Regions from separate parts of the Homo sapiens genome. Here region 2 is linked to region 1. The links are chromatin loops, found by intact Hi-C in ENCODE. Cell type or tissue: CD14-positive monocyte. All regions are shown on one strand. Region 1 overlaps FNBP4 (formin binding protein 4). Region 2 overlaps CKAP5 (cytoskeleton associated protein 5).

Region 1 (5,000 bases):
TAGCCTGGAACTCCTAGGGTCCAGGGATCCTTCTGCCTCAGTTTCCTGTGAAGCAGCACTGGGCTGTTTTTGAACCACGATCCATAAAAGTATTTTCTTCTAGGTGTACTCAACTAAGGTTTGGCGTCCTTATCTTACTGCTGACTTTCCACTACAGAATTAGGGCCACAGCTGAAAGCGGTGGCTCACGCCTGTAATCCCAGCACTTTGGGAGGCGGGCGGATCAACTGAGATCAGGAGTTCGAGATCAGCCTGGCCAACATGGCGAAACTCCGTCTCTACTAAAAATACAAAAAATAGCCAGGCGCGGTGGCAGGCACCTATAATCCCAGCTACTCGGGAGGCTGAGGTAAGAGAATTGCTTGAATCTGGGAGGCGGAGGTTGCAGTGAGCCAAGATCATGCCTTTGTACTCCAGCCTGGGTGACAGAGTGAGACCTCCGTCTCAAAAAGGAAAAGAAAAAAAAATAATTAGGGCCAAATGGAGATTAAAATATTAGCTTCATCCAGGGATCTCTGAAAATAGATTAAAAAATGCAGCAGGAGCTCTTCGACCTTACCATGAATGAATGATAAGGTCCTTATTACCTGAATGAAGACAACTTGGGTCCTCATGACACAATCAAACTCTCTACCCACCCACACAGAGGCTGGGCAACGTAGACAGAGAGAAGAAATGGGACTGGACTCTGAATACACCACCATCCAGTGGGTGTCAGCCTCTCAGGCTCTTACTCCTCTACTAGAAAAAGATCTGGAAAAGGTAGAGAGGTGGATGGAAGCTTCCTTCCCAGCACTTCTCCCAAAGAGTAAAAGTACAATCTCCTGTTTTGTTGAAGAGGAAACAAAAAAAGACAAGAGTTTCCTTCCCCTCTATATCTTTCAACTCTGAAGTTTAATGTGAAGCACAAATTACCAGTTTCTCCATTTTCTGGAGTATCTCGTCCAGTTTTACTAGAACTCCTACTGGTAGATTCTGGACTGGTAGCTCGAACAAACATCTTCCATTTTCCTCTTTTAGACATAAGCCTACGCATTCCATCTTGAGATGCTGGCTGGCTGATATCAGAACGTGGACTAGACCCTGACACACTACCATCTCCTTCCTCCAAGGCTCGCAACTCTGCCTACAAAGAACATGACAATTAAGTTAGTGTCATTAACTGCTTATTAATATGTATAATCAGAATAATAAACAAGACTATGTTGTTGAAATTTAAATTCTTTGAGAACAGAAAGCACTTTTTTTTTTTTGGAGACAGGCTCTCCCTCTGTTGCCCAGGTTGGAGTGCAGTGGCATGATCATGGCTCGCTGTAGCTACAACCTTCTGAGCTCAAGCAATCCTCCCACCTCACCCTTCCAAGTAGCTGGAACTACAGGCACATGTCATCATACTTTTTTTTTCTAGTAAGAGATGATATCTGGGTATGTTGCTCACATTGGTCTCAACTTCTGGGCTCAAGTGATCTCCTGCTCAGCCTCCCAAAGTCCTGGGATTACAGGCATGAGCCACTGCACTCGGCCTACTCACTCTATTTTTATTTTTTAATTTTGCCCATTTTTTTGTGGGTACATAGTAAGTGTATATATTTATGGGATACATGAGATGTTTTGACACAGGTATGCAATGTGAAATAAGCACATCATGGAGAATGGGATAACCATCCCCTCAAGCATTTATCCTTTGAGTTACAAATAATCCAACTTCATTCTTTAAAGTTATTTTATAATATACAGTTATTATTGACTAGTCACCCTACTGTGCTATCAAATAGTAGGTCTTATTCATTCTTTCTGGTTTTTTTCTGGTACCCATTTGTATAAGTCTGAGTAATGTCAAGTCTCTTTATTGATTATCAACTACCTGTTGTGGGAAGTCAGGGATCCTGAATGGAAGGACCAGCTGAAGCCATGGCAGAGGAACATAAATTGTGAAGATTTCATTTTAATATGGACATTTATCAATTCCCAAATAACACTTTTACAATTTCTTATGCCTTTCTTACTTTAATCTCTTAATCCTGTTATCTTAGTAAGCTGAGGATGTACATCACCTCAGGACCACTGTGATAATTGTGTTAACTGTACAAATTGATTGTAAAACGTGTTTGAACAGTATGAAATCAGTGCACCTTGAAAAAGAACAGAGTAACAGTGATTTTTAGGGAACAAGGGAAGAAAACCATAAGGTCTCACTGCCTGCAGGGTCAGGCAAAAAGAGCCATATTTTTCTTCTTGCATAGAGCCCATAAATGGACATGCAAGTAGGGAAGATATCGCTAAATTCTTTTCCTAGCAAGGAATATTAATATTAATATCCTGGGGAAGGAATGCATTCCTGGGGGTAGGTCTATAAACTGCCGCTCTGGGAATGTCTGTCCTATGCGGTTGAGATAAGGACTGAGATACGCCCTGGTCTCCTGAAGTACCCTCAGGCTTATTAGGGTGGGGAAAAACCCGGCCCTGGTAAGTCTGTGGTCAGACTGATTCTCTGCTCTTGAACCCTGTTTTCTGTTGTTTAAGATGTTTATCAAGACAACATGTGCACCGCTGAACATAGACCCTTATCAGTACCTTTTTGCCCTTTGAAGCACATGATCTACTCCCTGTTCTTACACCTCCTCCCCTTTTGAAACCCTTAATAAAAAACTTGCTGGTTTGAGGCTCGGGTGGGCATCATAGTCCTACCGATATGTGATGTCACCCCCGGCGGCCCAGCTGTAAAATTCCTCTCATTATACTCTTTCTATTTCTCAGCTGGCCGACACTTATGGAAAATAGAAAGAACCTAGGTTGAAATATTGGGGGTGAGTTCCCCCGATAACTACCAAAAGTATCATCAAGGACCAAAAAACCTACACCTCTGTAGTTTAAAGTTTTTGCTGCATAAGCTTCAACATACCTAGATGATGGGATAAGAAAAACAAAATCCCAATAATGGTTGTAAGTCAAGCACAATGATCCCTGTAGAGTAGTACTGAGGAAAAAACATTCTACAAGTAACTTTCAAAAGCTTACTTTTTTCCTTTCCAAAACTAGCTCCAGTTCAAGGGTATCTTGTTCCTCTTCCTCCTCACTTTCTCCAGATTGGACAACACTGCAAAGATCCTCCTGAGAAGGGTCTTCTATATTGTCCAACATAATTTCCTGTGGCTTTACTATTGTTGTTGCTTCTTCTACTGTTGTACTTGTTTCTTTTACTTCTGAAACTGGCTCCTCTTTACAAATTACTTTTCTTCTCCATCTCTCTTCTTCTTCTTTTATTCCCTCAGGCAATAAAGGAGCAAGCAGCGATGCTGCCACCCCTTTCTTCTCCTCCTCACTATTTGAGAGAGCCTGAATTCCTTCATTTACTTCCTATAAAGAACAAAATAATTTAGTCTCATTTAATTCTGAAACAAATCTCACCTGCACATACATTCAATTGCACACACATTCATATTAACTGTTTTCAGTAGCTGAATACTCAAGGTAAAAACGACTTTTTTTTTTTTTGAGATGGAGTCTCGCACTGTCACCCAGGCTGGAGTGCAGTGGCACAATCTTGGCTCACTGCAACCTCTGCCTCCCAGGTTCAAGCTATTCTCCTGTCTCAGCCTCCCAAGTAGCTGGGATTACAGGCGCCCGCCACCATGCCCAGCTAATTTTTTGTATTTTTAGTAGAGGCCTTTCACCACGTTGGCCAGGCTGGTCTCAAACTACTGACCTTGTGATTTGCCCACCTCAGCCTCCCAAAGTGCTGGGATTACAGGTGTGAGCCACCGTGCCCGGCCAAAACCACTTACTCCCAACAGGTGAGTATATATTTATACCATTACATTATTACTTTAGACAGACACTGACTGAATGAGAGCCTAGTTCTAGGTAGGATTCAAATATATCCTCCCTGCTATTCTCAGGATGTCAAAAGGCAGACTAGTAGTAAACAGAGATAGATTTAAGATCAGTATTTTGTCAGCTCATAACATGACTGGATAAATCTTTACCTTCTTCTGTATGATGAGAAATTTTTTTTTTTGAGAGAGTCTCACTCTGTTGCCCAGGAGTGCAATTGCGTGATCTCAAGTCACTGCAACCTCTGCCTCCCAGGTTCCAGCGATTCCCAGCCTCACAGCCTTAGCCTCCCAAGTAGCTGGGATTACAGGGATGCACCACTACACCCAGCTCATTTTTGTTTCTGTTTTTGAGACGAACTCTCGCTCTTCTTGCCCAGGCTGGAGTGCAAAGTGTGATGTCGGCTCACTGCAACGTCTGCCTCCCGGGTTCAAGCAATTTCCCTGCCTCAGCCTCCTGAGCAGCTGGGATTATAGGCGAGAGCCACCAAGCCTGGCTAATTTTTTTTGTACTTTTAGTAGACACAGGGTTTCACCACGTTGGCCAGGCTGGTCTCGAACTCCTGACCTCAGGTGATCCGCCCACCTTGGCAACAGGCCCAATTTTTGTATTTTTAGTAGAGACAGGGTTTTACCAGGTTGGCCAAGTTGATCTTGAACTCCTGACCTCAGGTGATCTGCCCACCTCAGCCTCCGAAAGTGCTGGGATTACAGGCGTGAGCCACCATGCTGGGCCTGATAAGAAAATTTAGTAAGTATGCCATGAAGGTGATTTAGACTAAAGTGAACTATTCCTAGGCCGGGCGCAGTGGCTCATGCCTGTAATTCCAGCACTTTGGGAGGCCAAGGCAGGCGGATCACAAGGTCAGGAGTTTGAGACCAGCCTGGCCAACATAGTGAAACCCCATCTCTGCTAAAAATACAGAAATTAGCCCGGCATGGCGGCGTGCGCCTGTAATCCCAGCTATTCGGGAGGCTGAGGCAGAAGAATCGCTTGAACCTGGGAGGCAGAGGTTGCAGTGAACTGAGATCATGCCACTGTACTCCAGCTCGGATGACAGTGTGAGAGACTGTCTCAAAAAAATAAAATAGCTGGGCGTGGTGGCTCATGCCCGTAATCCCAGCACTTTGGGAGGCCAAGGTGGGAGGATCACATGGTCAGGAGTT
Region 2 (5,000 bases), 970 kb before region 1:
CAATATAGTAAGCTAATTGTAAAGTGATTCCTCTTTTTTTTTTTTGTTTTTTTGTTTTTGAGACGGAGTCTTGCTCTGTCACTCAGGCTGGAGTGCAGTGGCACGATCTTGGCTCACTGCAACCTCTGCCTCCCGGGTTCAAGTGATTCTCCTGCCACAGCCTCTCGAGTAGCTGGGACTACAGGCGCATGCCACCACACCCAGCTAATTTTTGTATTTTTGGTAGAGACGGGGTTTCACCATGTTTGCCAGGATGGTCTCGATCTCTTGACCTCGTGATCTGCCCCCGCCTTGGCCTTCCAAAGTGCTGGGATTACAGGCGTGAGCCACCGCGCCTGGCCCTCACCATTAAGTTTCATGTTATCTGTAGAGGTTGTTATGCAGATGCTTATATCAAGTTGAGGTAATTCTCTTTCATTACTGACTTGCTAAGAGTTTTTAATCATGAATGCATGTTGGATATGTCAAATGCCTTTTTTGCATCAGTTGATATAATCACAAATTTTGTTATTCTGTTGTTATGATTACTCTGATGGATTTTTGAATGTTCTATTTTTTTTTTTTTTGAGACGAAGTTTCGCTTTTGTTGCCCAGGCTAGAGTGCAATGACGCGATCTTGGCTCACTGCAACCTCCGCCTCCCGGTTCAAGTGATTCTCCTGTCTCAGCCTCCTGAGTAGCTGGGATTAGAGGTGCCCACCACCATGCCCAGCTAATTTTTCTATTTTTGGTAGAGATGGGGTTTCACCATGTTGGCTAGGCTGGTCTTGAACTCCTGACCTCAGGTGATCCACCCACCGTGGCCTCCCAAAGTGCTGGGATTACAGGCGTGAGCCACTGCAACTGGACTTTTTTTTTTTTGAGATGGAATCTTGCTCTGTTACCCAGGCTGGAGTACAGTGGTGTGATCTCAGCTCACTGCAACCTCTGCCTCCTGGATTCAAGCGATTCTCCTGCCTCAGCCTCCCGAGTAGCTAGGACTATAGGCCCGCACCACCACACCCAGCTAATTTTTTGTATTTTTAGTAGAGACAGGGTTTCACCATGTTGGGCAGGCTGGTCTCCAACCCCTGATCTCAAGTGATCTGCTTGCTCGGCCTCCCAAAGTGCTGGGATTACAGGCATGAGTCACTGCACCCAGCCTCTATTTTTATGTTCTGATTAAAACCTCTGATTTTAATTAGAGCTATTTATGACAAACCCACAGCCAATATCATACTGAATGGGCAAAAGCTGGAAGGATTCCCTTTGAAAACCGGCATAAGACAAGGATGCCCTCTCTTACCACTCCTTTTCAATATATTATTGGAAGTTCTAGCCAGGGCAATCAGGCAAGAGAAAGAAATAAGGGTATTGAAATAGGAAGAGAGGAAGTCAAATTATCTCTGTTTACAGATGAACATGATTGCATATTTACAAAACCCCATCCTCTCAGCCCAAGAACTCCTTAAACTGATAAGCAACTTCAGCAAAGTCTCAGGATACAAAATCAATGTGCGAAAATCACAAGCATTCCTATACACCAATAATGGACAAACAGAGAGCCAAATCATGAGCAAACTCCCATTCACAATTGCTACAAAGAAAATAAAATACCTAGGAATACCTCTTCAAGGAGAACTACAAACCACTGCTCAACAAACACAAACAAATGGAAGAACATTCCATGCTCATGGATAGGAAGAATCAATATCATGAAAATGGCCATACTGCCTGAAGTAATTTATAGATTCAGTGCTATTCCCATCAAGCTACCAATGACTCTCTTCACAGAATTAGAAAAAACTACTTTAAATTTCATATGGAACCAAAAAAGAGCCTGTATAGCCAAGACAATCCTAAGTAAAAAGAACAAAGCTGGAGGCATCACGCTACCTGATTTCAAATTATACTACAAGGCTACAGTAACCAAAACAGCATGGTACTGGTACCAAAACAGATATATAGACCAATGGAACAGAACAGAGGCCTCAGAAATAACACCACACATCTACAACCATCTGATCTTTGACAAATCTGACAAAAAACAAGAAATGGGGAAAGGATTCACTATTTAATAAATGGTATTGGGAAAACTGGTTAGCCATATGCAGAAAACTGAACTGGACCCCTTCCTTACACCTTATATAAAAATTAACTCAAGATGAATTAAAGATTTAAACCTAAGACCTTAAACCATAAAAACCCTAGAAGAAAACCTAGAATACCATTCAGGACATAGGCATGGACAAAGACTTCGTGACTAAAACACCAAAAGCAATCACAACAAAAGCCAAAATTGACAAATGGGATCTAATTAAATTAAAGAGCTTCTGCACGGCAAAAGAAACTATCATCAGAGTGAACAGGCAACCTACAGAATGGGAGAAAATTTTTGCAATCTATCCATCTGACAAAGGGCTAATATCCAGAAGCTACAAGGAACTTAAACAAATTTATAAGAAAAAAACAAACAACCCCATCAAAAAGTGGGTGAAGGATATGAACAGAAACTTTTCAAAAGAAGACATTTATGTGGCCAACAAACATATGAAAAAGATCATCACTGGTCATTAGAGAAATGCAAATCAAAACACAATGAGATACCATCTCACGCCAGTTAGAATGGCGATCATTAAAACAACAGATGCTGGAGAGGATGTGGAGAAACAGGAACCACTTTTACACTGTTGGCTGGAGTGTAAATTAGTTCAATCATTGTGGAAGACAGTGTGGCAATTCCTCAAGGACCCAGAACTAGAAATACCATTTGACCCAGCAATCCCATTACTGGGTAATACCCAAAAGATTATAAATCATTCTACTATAAAGACACATGCATACGTATGTTTATTGCAGCACTATTCACAATAGCAAAGACTCGGAACCAACCCAAATGCCCATCATGTTAGACTGGATAAAGAAAATGTGGCACATATACACCATGGAATACTATGCAACCACAGAAGAAGAATGAGTTCGTGTCCTTTGCAGGGACATTGATGAAGCTGGAAACCGTCATTCTCAGCAAACTAACATAGGAACAGAACACCAAACACCGCAATTTCTCACTTGTAAGTGGGAGTTGAACAATGAGAACGTACGGGCACAGGGAGGGGAACATCACACAGTGGGGCCTGTCGGGGGTTAGCGGGGCAAGGGGAGGGATAGCATTAGGAGAAATACCTAATGAAGATGACGGGTTGATGGATGCAGCAAACCACCATGGCACATGTATACCCATGTAACGAACCTGCATGTTCTGCACATGTATCCCAGAGCTTAAATAATAATAAAAAAAACACAAAACCTCTGATTTTACCATTTAAATGTTTAAGAAAAGGGAAAAATTCCACAAAAAGCCTAGTCCTCTAAAAAGCGTTATTGATAAAGAAGCATGTGAAAGGAAAAAATGGAAGCACATGAATACAAAGGCCCCAGGAATGTGATTTCATTTTATTAACTGTTTTATAATGAAACTCATTCTAACCATAAATGCGTATTTATCAGACAGGCCCAAGCCCCTATGGAAGTAAATGACATGAGTAATGCACATGATTAATTTATGATACTAACCTCTTGCCTCAAGAAAGGATTTTCCTTTTTGAGCTCTTCAGAAAGATCTTCTCCTTCCAGCCATTCCTTCATGCCAGTCTGTTCTGCCCAAGCATTCACAGTCGCTAGGGCAGCAGCTCGAACATTGTTCTAAATGGAGAAGATAATCAGCAAAAATAATATCTACTACAGTTTGGAGGTAGGGGGTGATCACTGTTGCTTTATGAACATGAACAATGGAGGGTTATCTAAGGCCCACATGAACATACATGAAACCATCTTCTCTGAAACAGAAACTAGTTCTATGATTGTACTAAAACTCCAAAGTAAAGTAGAAATATAAAACTCCAAATTGTAAAACTTGTGTACTCAGTTAATCAGGCAAAACAGTGAGTGATCTGGGCATAAAATATCATGTAAGAAGAATAACTCTTATATTTTGTTTCCTGAGTAGTTGGGGGCATTTACGTCCATGTCTGTCTGCTAAAGAATGAAATTCTAAATGTTAAAGACATCATAATGGTTAAGACTGAAACTGCTAATAAATTGACTGAAAATTAGTTATATTTTTATATTAATTTACATTAATATTAAAAGCACAAATTATATTAAATAAAGTTCCTCAAGTTAAATAAATTATACAACAGTATAGAGATATTCAAATATTTAGTCTACGGCTAAACATTGTAACCTTCAATGATATTTCAGTGACTTCTAGAACTATGAAACTACAAATATCTTGCTGAACTACTAGAAGATCCCACTCTAATAGTTCAGAAAAATAAAAGTAGAAAATAACTTAATGAACTCCAAATTCACATATTTATTCACTATAGCAAAATGTTACACAATTACGTTATAATCATAATAGCAACCATTTATTGTGTGCATACTATATGAGACAGGCACAATAAAATGTACCTTACATACAGACTCATTTAATTCTGTAAGAAAGAAATTTCACAGATAAAGAAACTGACCCTCAACAAAGATAGCTTATCTAAAAGTCACAAAACTAATAAGTGATACCTGGTCACCTTAATACTGCCTGGAAGATAAAAATGTTTACTGTTTTTCTTCTAATATTTTCATCTTTATAAAGTTTATCAGGTCTTTACATGACTCTAAAAAGAGAATTATCTTTAACCCAAAAATATGGCTGGCCTATTCCAGAATGGAGGCATGGTGAAAAGAGTTAGGTTTACCTTGCTGTCTCCAAGGACTGTGATGATAGGGATGCCTAAATTTTTTACATGTTGCTTAATATTTGGGCCCATGGCTACTGCCAGTTGTTGCAGGATATTCAGCGTTTGCTGTACCTGAGTGGAAAGAGCCAATACTTTATGTTGAAACGATAAGCAAGTTGTGTGCAAACTTCCGTAAATTTGCTGCTATACTGTCAATACAGCAGGAGATTTTTGGCCTACTCAAGAGACAGAGACACTGGCTTGTCATGCTATTCGACTT

What was found. A loop is a pair of places that touch in the nucleus more often than their neighbours do. Peaks named below come from ENCODE experiments on the same cell type or tissue, not always from the same donor. Only the 100,000 strongest peaks of a DNase experiment are listed, where the experiment ranks them.
Region 2: a loop joins it to region 1, with 4 times the contacts of the local background. A loop is called at or near these places in 2 of 110 quality-filtered maps.

What each region holds. Positions count from the first base shown.
Region 1 is chr11:47,743,038-47,748,037 of GRCh38, forward strand. It overlaps FNBP4 (formin binding protein 4), which reads right to left. Exons shown (of 17, transcript NM_015308.5): 7 at 3,019-3,357; 8 at 916-1,126. Among named protein-coding and RNA genes, the nearest start is that of FNBP4, 22 kb to the right of the region's middle. In CD14-positive monocyte, no CTCF peak of the experiment used is centred here; no DNase peak of the experiment used is centred here; H3K27ac peaks cover 596 bases.
Region 2 is chr11:46,772,701-46,777,700 of GRCh38, forward strand. CKAP5 (cytoskeleton associated protein 5) reads right to left here. Exons shown (of 44, transcript NM_001008938.4): 23 at 4,739-4,852; 24 at 3,555-3,683. Among named protein-coding and RNA genes, the nearest start is that of SNORD67, 13 kb to the left of the region's middle. In CD14-positive monocyte, no CTCF peak of the experiment used is centred here; no DNase peak of the experiment used is centred here.